Regions from separate parts of the Homo sapiens genome. Here region 1 is linked to region 2. A link is a loop called in an ENCODE intact Hi-C map of the cell type or tissue named here. Cell type or tissue: psoas muscle. All regions are shown on one strand. Each heading gives the region's core, and the rest is flanking DNA. Links, peaks and the distances in the headings are about the cores only. Region 1 overlaps DYNC1I1 (dynein cytoplasmic 1 intermediate chain 1). Region 2 overlaps ASB4 (ankyrin repeat and SOCS box containing 4).

What was found. Peaks named below come from ENCODE experiments on the same cell type or tissue, not always from the same donor. Only the 100,000 strongest peaks of a DNase experiment are listed, where the experiment ranks them.
Region 1: a loop joins it to region 2, with 35 times the contacts of the local background. A loop is called at or near these places in 26 of 110 quality-filtered maps.

Annotation. Positions count from the first base shown.
Region 1 is chr7:95,873,342-95,878,724 of GRCh38, forward strand. All of the region lies in intron 6 of DYNC1I1 (dynein cytoplasmic 1 intermediate chain 1), which reads left to right. Among named protein-coding and RNA genes, the nearest start is that of DYNC1I1, 100 kb to the left of the region's middle. In psoas muscle, for the core only: no CTCF peak of the experiment used is centred there; no DNase peak of the experiment used is centred there.
Region 2 is chr7:95,508,758-95,514,140 of GRCh38, forward strand. All of the region lies in intron 2 of ASB4 (ankyrin repeat and SOCS box containing 4), which reads left to right. Among named protein-coding and RNA genes, the nearest start is that of ASB4, 26 kb to the left of the region's middle. RefSeq lists an enhancer at 3,258-3,407. In psoas muscle, for the core only: a CTCF peak has its summit at 3,116 (motif pointing right); a DNase peak (open chromatin) is centred at 3,144; H3K4me3 peaks cover 467 bases; H3K27ac peaks cover 557 bases.

The DNA of each region.
Region 1 (5,383 bases), core at 155-5,154, 360 kb after region 2:
TTTCCAAGTAGTATAGCCATTTGAAAGAAAAACTTTCAAACCACTGGGTAAATGGATTGAATAAATAGGTGCAAATGTTGAACATGTTGCCTGCAAAACCCAGAATGACCCACTAAGCATTTCGACTCTTAATATTAGAGAATTAAGGTATTCACATATACTTTGGAGTTTACCAGATGACTAGACCAATAGAGACTTTCTTAAGGTAGCGAGTACTTATGTTTTCAAAGATTTTTCCTCCATCCTCTGGCCTACATAATGTCTTAACTAGGTCTTAAAGATACCAGCTACAGCTTCCTCTCCAGGTCCTGCTGACATGATGCTCCATGTTGAAGGTGAGATTGACAAGGGCTACAGATAGAGAACTGGCTCAGCCCTGAGGTAGGATGATGAAGATGCAAAGAGAAAGGCTGCAGGTCTTTGGCTGTCAAGCAAGGCTTAGTGTAGAACATGGTTTGGAGGTACTCCCAGGCCTCCGTATTCTTACCTACATTCAATTTCCCATTATTTCCTGATCATTGCTGTCACTTTCACATAAGTCACCTGGTGACACTAGCAATTCCACAGACCTTATTCAGAAACCCACAGAATTTAAACTTTGCATTTGACTTTGACATTTTTGTAGATACTTATCACAAGCAGAGAAAGTCCATGGGTCTATGCCTAGATCTAAAATATAGAGACTTCAACCTGTCATCTATTTCTTACAGCTGTCCAGTCCCATTAGAAGTATCCACCTCATCCTAGTGTCTTTAAATTCTTCATGCCACTCACACTATTCAATAGCAGTGAAAATTTGATCCCCTAAATCCTTCTTTTCAACGGACACTTCATTAAAGATCACCATAGAAGAAAAATTATGTAGCTATTTGTTACAGCTGACAGATTCCCATTCCTGAACTCTTACTGAATTTTTATTTTCTTTAGCATCAGCTATGGCAGATAACCAACATCAGCTTCCCACGTGACTATCTCCTGATGGTAGTTTCTGTACCAGACTGAGTTTGTGGTTGCTGACAATAGAAACTAACTCTAATTAAGTTTAAACAGAAAAAAAGGTTTGTTGAGAAGATATGAGATACTTGATAGAATTGACAAAAGAAAAAAAAGCCAGAGCATTAGGTTTGAAATAAAAAGTAAATTAGGTAGCTGCTATCGACTGGATTGTGTATCCCCACAATTCATATATTGAAGGCTTAACCCCTAATACGACTATGTTTGTAAATAGGGTTTTTAGGAGGTAATTAAGGTTAAATGAAGTCATAAGGGTAGGATCTCTAATTGGTGGCCTTATTAGAAAAAGAAGAGAGAGAGAGAGAGAGAGATCTTTCTCCCTGTGTGTGTGTTCACCGAGGAAAGGCCATGTGAGGACACAGCAAGAAGGCAGCTGTCTGCGAGCCAGAAAGAGAGCTTTCACCAGAAAATGAACTGGCTGGCACCTTGATCTTGGACTTCCCAGCTTCCAGAACTGTGAGAAAATAAATTGTCCTTGTTTAAGCCACCCAGTTTATGCTATTTTTCATGGCAGCCTGAGCAGACTAAGACAGCAGCTAACACAGCAAGATCATACCAGTTAACCTTCCTGGTTAGAAGACCTGAGCCTCCTGACTTCCGGTCACTGGATACTCTCTGTTAGGCTCATGATTTAAACTCTGTAGTCACTGCTGGCTTGGAAACCTCTAACTCTCTCTGCCTCTTGACAGTGTTCCCTCAAGGGAGTCCATTAGCCAGGACTAGGTTACATGCCCCTGTGTCAGCTGTGAGGGACAAGGCAGAGAAATAACTGCCCAAGTTCAGCTTCCCATAATGTTTGGGGATGCTATGACTCAACTTTGATCTATTTTTATATCCTTCCTTTTAGAACAATGGGTGTTTGGATGCTAAGTGGCCAAGAATATATATTGGAAAAATGCCCACTTTGGTGTAAGAAAAAGAAAAAAAAGGGAGGTAAAGAGAAAAATAATATTTATTATGTGTTCAGCACACTCATATACATTATTACGCTTGCAGCATTGCTAGAATTTACTCACCTTATAAATCAGAGGTGCCGAGAGAATGCAGTTCCTTTATTTTATCTGCAGCCATTTATAATACCACTAGTTGACATGGAGAAAATATACAAAATAAACAACTTTAGTTCACTCTCATCTTTTAAACCGTCCCTGTTAGTATGTTCCATTAATCTTGGGTAGAAATGCCCAAATTCATAGAGTCCCCCTCTCATCTGCATCTCTCTCTGAGATCATGGTCAATTGTAGAGGGAAGAAAGATGAGGTTTACATGATCTAATGGCCTTGGTGGAGATAGGGAGGATGAGGGACTCTGGCCTTGTGCTAGTCCCTGGCAGCATGCTGGCTGACATCTGTTGCCCTCTGGCATGATGTCCTTTGTCCACCTGGGCACTGGCACCCTGTGTTAGAGTGTGTAGCTGGTGAACTTGTGATTTGTTCTTTTGGCTTAGTTTGGCAATGTTCCTAGGGAGCATTGGCTATCTCTCTTTTGATGATTTAGTCTCCTCTCAGCTGTCATGGTCTCCAGACCTTGAGTTGATGCCTTGTCCTTTCTCCATCCTAGAGGTCTACCTTCAGCCCATGCCATGCCTTTATCCACCACAGCAGATCTCTTGGCATACTGACTCTCGCTTTGGTGCCCATGCCTCAGAATATTTAAGGGAGATCCTCACCTGTTCTTTTCTCAGTCTTATCATGCCAGTCACCCCCAGGGAGGCTCAGATGCCTATGGTGAATAAGATCTATTGCATGGTGGTCTCTTTTCAGATTCCCAAAAAAGGAGTGTGGTTCAAGAACCCTGTGCTCATTCCTCCTCTTAGTTTAACACTCCACCTCTCCTAATGCTTCCCCCAGAAAGTGAAAATCCAGATATATCTGAAACTTTGTCTCTTCTTCCGAAATGCTCCTATCTGGAAATAAATTCCCCTGTTTAACTTCCTTCAATTTATATCTTCATTCTACCATGGAGTCTCAAGGTTTTACTGTTCTGGACAGAAGGAGTGATCTTGGTAGTTATTGATATTTTAAATGGTAAGGAAAAAAACTGGAATATCCTTTCTCCCTCAATTAAACTTGGCTCTCAAACTACAGTGGGATTACAAAATTCAATGTTTTGAGATGGAAGCTGAGTTTTACCTTAGCTGTTTTATTTTCATTCTATATCAAATTCTAATCTCTCTACTGGCAAAAAAAATGCCCTAGGTACACTAGGGTGAATATCATTACATTCACAAAGACAAACAGAAAAGCATATTAATAATTTTCAAATATAAGCCCCGCTACACACAAAAATTATTTTTGCCTACCTCTCATAATCAATGACACAGTCAAGAAATAGCAGAACTAAATAATATTACAAGGCATAGCAAACCTTTAATTCCCTGGAGAGTAACAACTGATATGTTGACTTACTTAAGAAACATCTAAGGTTCCACTTCCAGCATAAAGTAGACACAAGAGATAGAGCACATGGGGCATGTGAGATGGTCCATGAATCTACTTCCCAGTAAAATTGGTAAAAATGATAACAACAACAAAACCGCACAACTATTTAAAATATCTGGGAGCAGTCCTAATAGCATATAGCAAGTAAAAAAAAGAAAAAAAGAAAAACATTTATCTAATAAAACTAATCACAACTTGGTAAAAACAGGAAGATTCTATGGTATTTGAACCATACTCCATTCCCTCCTTGCCCCCAATTCAGCTTTAAGGAAATTACTTCAGGTGGATGCAGCAGAAAACACAGGGCTACCTCTCCTGCCAGCTCCCACTTGGAGAGCTATTGTATCTTCCTGGAAGAGGCAAGACATTAGCATTTCTCATACTGCCCCAGCTACTTGTTTCAGAAGATAAGTTCCAAGCAAGTGTGAGTACAAGGTGGGGACTCCCTTTTTTCAGCCCAACACTAACTTGAGGGATGGAGATTTTACCTTGGCTTCAACATGCTGAGAACATGGGACCCCAACTGTCTTCTCCATGGCTCATGTGTAAAGCAGAGGTTTCATGGTGGGAAAAGCAAGCTAAGTAGACCAGAAGCAATAGCAGTACCCTACTCTCCCACACAGCCAGCTGCTAAAGCAAGGGTGTCACTCAGAAAGAAGTGTGCCATTGTCCCCTCCCCCAGCTCCAGAATCTTGGTGCAAAGATTTTGACCAGGGAGAGAGGCAAGTCAAAATCAGAGAGCTCAGAATGTCTTCTCAAAAGAGCTAACATGATTTTCAATGTTCAAGCCTAAGGGCATCCTCAAAACAATCAAGATAGTGGTGTAAAGCAATTAAGAAAAGACTGGTAGATGTGCTAAATGTGTAGACAAGCTGAAACATAGCTAGCTTACCAGACAGAACCAGGAAAACAGACAGCTAAGAAGAGCCCTTCTGGGATCACAACACATCTCAAAAACTGGTCTCAAAAACTGTAAATTAAATTCAGGCTTATTTCAACCTGTGGAGAAAATTGTGCCCCAGGGCAGTGTTGAAAACTATAGAGCAACAATTATGGAACTCAATGGCAGCAATTAGTGAAACTGAGCAGTTGAAGTGATCAGAGAAAGGAACTGCTAAATGGACTACAAAAACCTGTTACCGCAGGATAACTATGCACATGCCCAAGGCTGCGCCCTTCCAGGACCAGTATGAGAGGATTCACACTGTGGGAGGACAGGGGAGAACAGATTTCACCAAAATAGCCCAACCAATCACTAAACAAATAAGCAAGCAAATAACAATAACAAACCTGGGGGTTGGGGGGACTGGTATCCAGTGCTGCTACAATATATTATCAAAGTCAATTTCTTAAAAAAAGAAATTTGAGGCAAAGAAACCAGAAAGTCTGACCCCTACACAGGCAGGGAAGCAGGCAACAGAAACTGCCTGTGAGGGCAACTAGATGGATTTAACAAAGACTTCAGAGTTGTGTATGTGTGTATGTGTTTTTTCAAAGAACTAAAAGAAACCATACTAATGAAGTAAATGAAAGTATGATTACTATATTTCACCAAATAGAGAATGTCAACACAGAGCTAGAAATTTTTTGGAAAAAAAAGGAATCAAATGTAAATTCTAGAGTTCAGTACAAAAACTGAAGTGAAAAATTCATTAAAGGCACATAAACAAACATTGAACTAATAGAAGAAAAGAATTAGCAAACTTCAAGATAGATTGATAGGGAGTATGCAGTCTGAAGATGAGAAAGGATAAACAATGAAGAAAAACTAAGAGATCCTCAGAGAAATGTGGGATACCATTAAGCAAATCAGCCTACCTGTAACAGGAATGCCAGAAGGATAGATCAAAGAAAAAGGAGTAGAAAATACTCAAATAAATAATGGAATAAAATTTCTCAAATTTGATGAAAAACTTTAACTATAAACC
Region 2 (5,383 bases), core at 329-5,328:
AAATGATAAAATATGGAACTAAGCTGGATAGAGAAGGAGAGAAGAAAGGAACATTTAATGGACAAAGAGAACACAGAGAGGGATCTGATGGAGTCCAAGAATTGTTATAGTGGACACTGAACAAGCAAGATGCAAAGACAGAAGATTGTGGGCAGAGAATTGGATATGTGAATCAGTGATTTCTGGAGACAGATAAATTTCAGATAACGACTCAGTCCAGGTATGACTGTGGGTTGGAGTCATCAAGTCAGAGTAGGAGAAAGTCACTGAAGTGAATGAGATTCAGAAACGGGGAGACCAGGAGATTGGGTGGGTCATTCATGTGGTATTAAAGACCCCCAAAATAATGTCAGGAATTTTTGAGGTGAGGAGTAATGTGAGTTAGGTGCTAAAATCTTAAGAAACAGATGGGAAGATAATTATATTCGGGAAGGAGATTAGGTGGTATAGCTGAAAAAGCAAAGCCCTAAAGAAGTAGGGGTGTTCTTTTTATTTATCTTTCCACGAGAATTAGGGAGTAATTGGAAGGAGCAATGGGGAGTCAGATATATGAAAAAGAACACCCAGCTATATACCACAGGCCAGAGTTAAGCATCCCACATCCGTTGTTTGAGCTTGGAACACAGCAAAGCTAGTTTGGTTGCCATGGTGACCAACGCCATGTCTCCGGGCTCATTAATCCTCTATTCCAAACTAAGCACTTAGCAATAGCTTCTGAATAAATGCAACAAAGCTCTGCATACTGAAAAGGGCACATTCATGTTAAGCAGAGGAAAAGGGTTTTCAATTTCATTCATTAAACTTGAGTAAATAATTTAATATCTTTGTGCGTCAGTCCTCCTAGCTAATGAATAAGGATAAATGCTTAATGGAAAATCTAGCTTAATAAAGTTAACAGCATTGGCACTACATATAAAGGAAATTGATGTTGCCGGTATACATGCATATGAAGGGGAAAACTGAAAGGAAAATAATATATATTAAGCATCTATGATGTGGCTATGTCAGGTACTTGAAAATAAAATGTTTCATTTAATCCTTGCAACAACCATGTGAGGTTGCACATTATTCTCCTTATTTAAAAAATGAGGAATCGGAGACTCAGATAAGTTGAATCAGGCCTCAGTACAAAGCTTGTCAGATTCAAGCAGATCAAATTTTATTTGTTTTGGGTCCGTGATGCTCCCACTGTGTCTTGCTGGAAATTGAATAATGCTTATCCTTCTGGGACATTTGGCTAATTAAAAAATTAGGAGAAAAGACTGTGCTAAGGTGACACTTAATATCTAAAAGAGAAGCTTAAATGCTATATCAGAATCCTATTAGCTTAAAAAATTAACTATCCTAAGATTTTTTAAAGGCTTTTCTTAAAAAAAAAATGAGAAGGCAGCTGGGTATATTAGAAGTGTGTTTAATGAAAAGATATGAAAAACTGTCGATGTTTCTTCCGAAATGAGTCCCATCAAGGCAATCGTTTATCCCCATTCTGTCGTTTTCTAACATGAAGAATTGGAGTTGCAAAGCACACTCTCAACACAGAAACTGATCCTTTCCTTTTAAGTATCATGCCTTTATTTTGGTTTCTGGATTTGCTCCAACAAGGGTGTAGATAAGTGATTGAAAAAGATATATTGAAAATCCATTAATTCATTTTCCTTAAAATTAAACTCTTTAATTAAAAACAACACTTTGATCAATTTCTAATTTCTACCTCCAACAATGTAATATAGCAAGGGTTAAAATAATAGAAATAACTAGGCGTATGTTAAATATCCCTGTCACTAAACTTAGATGTTAGCATTTTTCTTTTTTTCTCCAAACACTAATTGTTTTGGTCTCACCTATACGACAATTTTAGGTCAATTTTCTCAAGTTTGGGTTGCTTACTGCAGCCAGGTGATTCCCAAGTGCTTCAGAGGAAAAGTAGTAATCACAGCCTTCTTTCCCACCTGTTAGCATTACAGGTTTCCTTCTCTGACCCACTCTCTTTAAATTCTACAATCAAAAACCATATGTGTCTTCTGTTTTGAGTTTTCAGTCTGGATGTGTTATCTTTGTTTTATAACTGGAAGCATCTGAAACCGGAAATTGAAGGATGAAGTTTCCTTAGGCCTGTACTTCTTTATTTATTTTCTATCAGCACTTTAATTTGTTTCTTACTTAGGGGAGCCTGGAGCTTATTATCCTCTGAACATTTTAAATACCCATTTAGCAAAAGATATCAGACTTACAAACAGAAATGCAAGTGTTTTCTTTGTCATCTCTGTAAGTAATAACTTATGGAACATAATATAAACAATTTTAGAAGGTTTTTCCATTAAGCTAACCAAGAAAACATACAAATAGGGGAAATGATGAAAGCTCAGAATTGGATGCTAAGAATCAAGCACATGCCAGCTTCTTGAAGTTTTTACTAATTAGAAAGCTAATGGGGACAGAATAACGGTGGACCCCTCTCTTTTCCAAGACAAAACATTTTGTTGACAGCCCGCCCCTACCGAGAGCCACCAAGAAGTGAACGCTGCAGGGAAGGCCCAGTTAGGGAGTCCCCTGAAAGCAAATCACTCCAGCCCCCTTTTCTTTGTTTTCTTGCGGCCTCAGAATTCTGGCAGCCCTCAGCAACACTCTTGAATTAAGAGGGCCACACCAACCAAAGACCTGGGTGGTAAGAGTAGGAAGTACGTGCACTTCTCGCAAGCATAGTTGAATTAACCTGGGTGGGGGCAGGAGGAAGAGCCGTGAAGAAAGATCGGCTTGGACTTAATAATTAATAATAACCCTGTAATCACAGCTACTTGGGAGGCTGAGGCAGGAGAATCTCTTGAACCTGGGAGGCCGAGGGTGCGGTGAGCCGAGATTGCGCCATTGCACTCCAGCCTGGGCAACAAGAGCAAAACTCCGTCTCAAAAAAAAAAAATAAATAAATAAAAATAACAACAGCTGGATATGGCATTTATTTTGCATGCTTGGCACTTTGTCTATGCTTTCACTAATCCTCACAACTATCCTATGAGGTTAAGATTTGCAGATTAAAACACTGAGCTTGAGACAAATTGCTTAATAGTGAAATCAGGTTTTGACTGCAGTGACCTCAATACAGAGCTCTCGTTTTGTCCACTAGGTGGTGCTGCCTTCCCTTTGCTACTTTAGAGTCCTGCCGCTAATGTAAATTAGTCTCGGGACTGCCTTGGGTGACTTTGCTGTTTTTGCCTTATTCTGTGGATCTCATCTCCACTGTAGACTGTATATGTCAGTCAGCAAACCTGCCACTCCCTCAGCTTCTTCTATAACTGCCTTGCTCCCAGCCCCTGATGAAGGGGAAGCACAGGTTGCTATCTTCTGTAACACTTGATCCTCCCATGCTGTAGCCTATTAGACCAGGGGTGGTGTTCAACCAAGGGCTGGCCAGGAGGCTCGAACATGGCTTGATATGAAAAGAGGAACTCAAGGACAGTGCTTAAAAGTGAAGGTTCTGGAGTAAGACGGACTCGGTTCAGACCTTGACTATTCCATTCATGAGGGCAAAATTTAACTTCTTTGAATCTTAGCCCTCACCTACCAAATGGGGCTACGGATAATTCAAGTTGATTCTAGGGAACTCCAGCAAGGCTTTATGGATTATGTAAGGCTCTTTTCCCCCATCCCTGGACCTGTGAAAGTATCTTTATGTTGTCTAGAAATGCGTTTCCCAAAGTCCACTGTATTAAGCAATGATGCTGGAGCTGTTAATAGGTGTTTCAAAAAGAGAATTCCTTGGAAAAATAAGTCCTGGAAAATCCATGTTAAACTGGACAGATTTCCTCAATATAAACTTCTCAGAATCTTTCATGTGCTAATGTGAATTGTAAAGATACAAAGGTACATAAAATCTACACATTTATTTAACCACAGAGCTTTTATTTTTAATCCATCTTGCAATACTAATATGCCACAGAGCAGACTTTGGGTAATGCTGGCTTAGAAGAATGAAATTAGGGCCTATAGCTAGAAGGGGAACTCACATTTGGTGCAGCAAGAACTCCATTTAGCCCTGTGTACGTCAGTCTTCTTTCCAGCTTCTCTTCTGAGGGCAGATTCTATCAGTGCGTTAGGAAGAAAAACGACCCTCCAAAGATGTCTAAGTCCTCATCCTTGGGGCCTGTGATTACATGTTACTTGATATGGCAAAAAAAGCACTTTGCAGATGTGATTAAATTAAGAACTTTGAGATGAGGAGATTATCTTGGATTATCCATGTTGGTCATGTCTCTTTAAAATCAGGGACCTTTTTTGGCTATAGTTAGAGGAAATGTGGCTATAGAAGGAAGGTCAGAGAGATAGGATGTATAAGAGATTCTACCCACCATTGTTAGCTTTGAAGATGGAGGAAGGAGGCCATGGTCACGAAATGTGGGAAGCCTCTAGAAGCTGGAAAAGGTAAGGAAATGGACTCTTCTATACATTCTGGTTGACTTCAATCTTAGCCCACTGTCAGGGTTTTTTTTGTTTTTTGTTTGTTTTTTTTTTTTTTTTTTTTTAGAAATCGAGCCAATAGAATGTGTGTGTGTGTGTGTGTGTGTGTGTGTGTGTGTGTGTTCAGAGACAGGGAATGGAATGATTTATTTTAAGGAATTGGCTCATGCAATGTGGAGGTGCAAGTCTGAAATCTGGAGGGAAGGCCAGTAGGCTGGAGACCTAGGGAATAGATACAGTCTGTTGCCAGAGCCCTTCCTTGCTTGTGGGAGGTTAGTCTTCGTTCTATGAAGACTTTCAATGGAGTGGATGAAGCCCACCCACATTAAGGAGAACAATCTGTTTTTAACTCAAAGTTTGCTGATTTACATGTGAATCTCATCTAGAAAAACAACATCACAGAAACATCCAGAATATTGTTTGACCAAATAGCTAAGCAGCATGGCCCAGCCAAGTTGTTACATAAAATTAACCATTACCTCCACTGAGACTTGTGTCAGACTTCTGACCTGCATAACTGTAAATAATCAATTTGTGTTGTTTTCAGCTGCCCAGTTTGTGGTAACTTGTGACAGCAGCAATAAGAAGCTAGGACTCTCACCTACCCACCCTAGGCATCCTAGGCATTACTATCTGCTATAATGTAAGTGATTTCCTTTTGAGGAATTGGTCATCTGTCTGTCAATTCTGGTCCATTTCTCTAATTCTGCCATCATCCACGAAGGATTTCGATGCTGGCATAAATTACCAGTCCAAAATCACCCTCACAACTCCTGGACCTCCACAATTCTAACAATCTGCATTTCACTCCAGGTCAGCTGTGCACTCACATGATCTCATCCTTGGTCCTTTATGGCTCTCCAGTATTTTCGCTTCTTATCTTTCCATCATTCTCTCTCAGTTACACTGCACCAATTCTTTAATGTCTTCA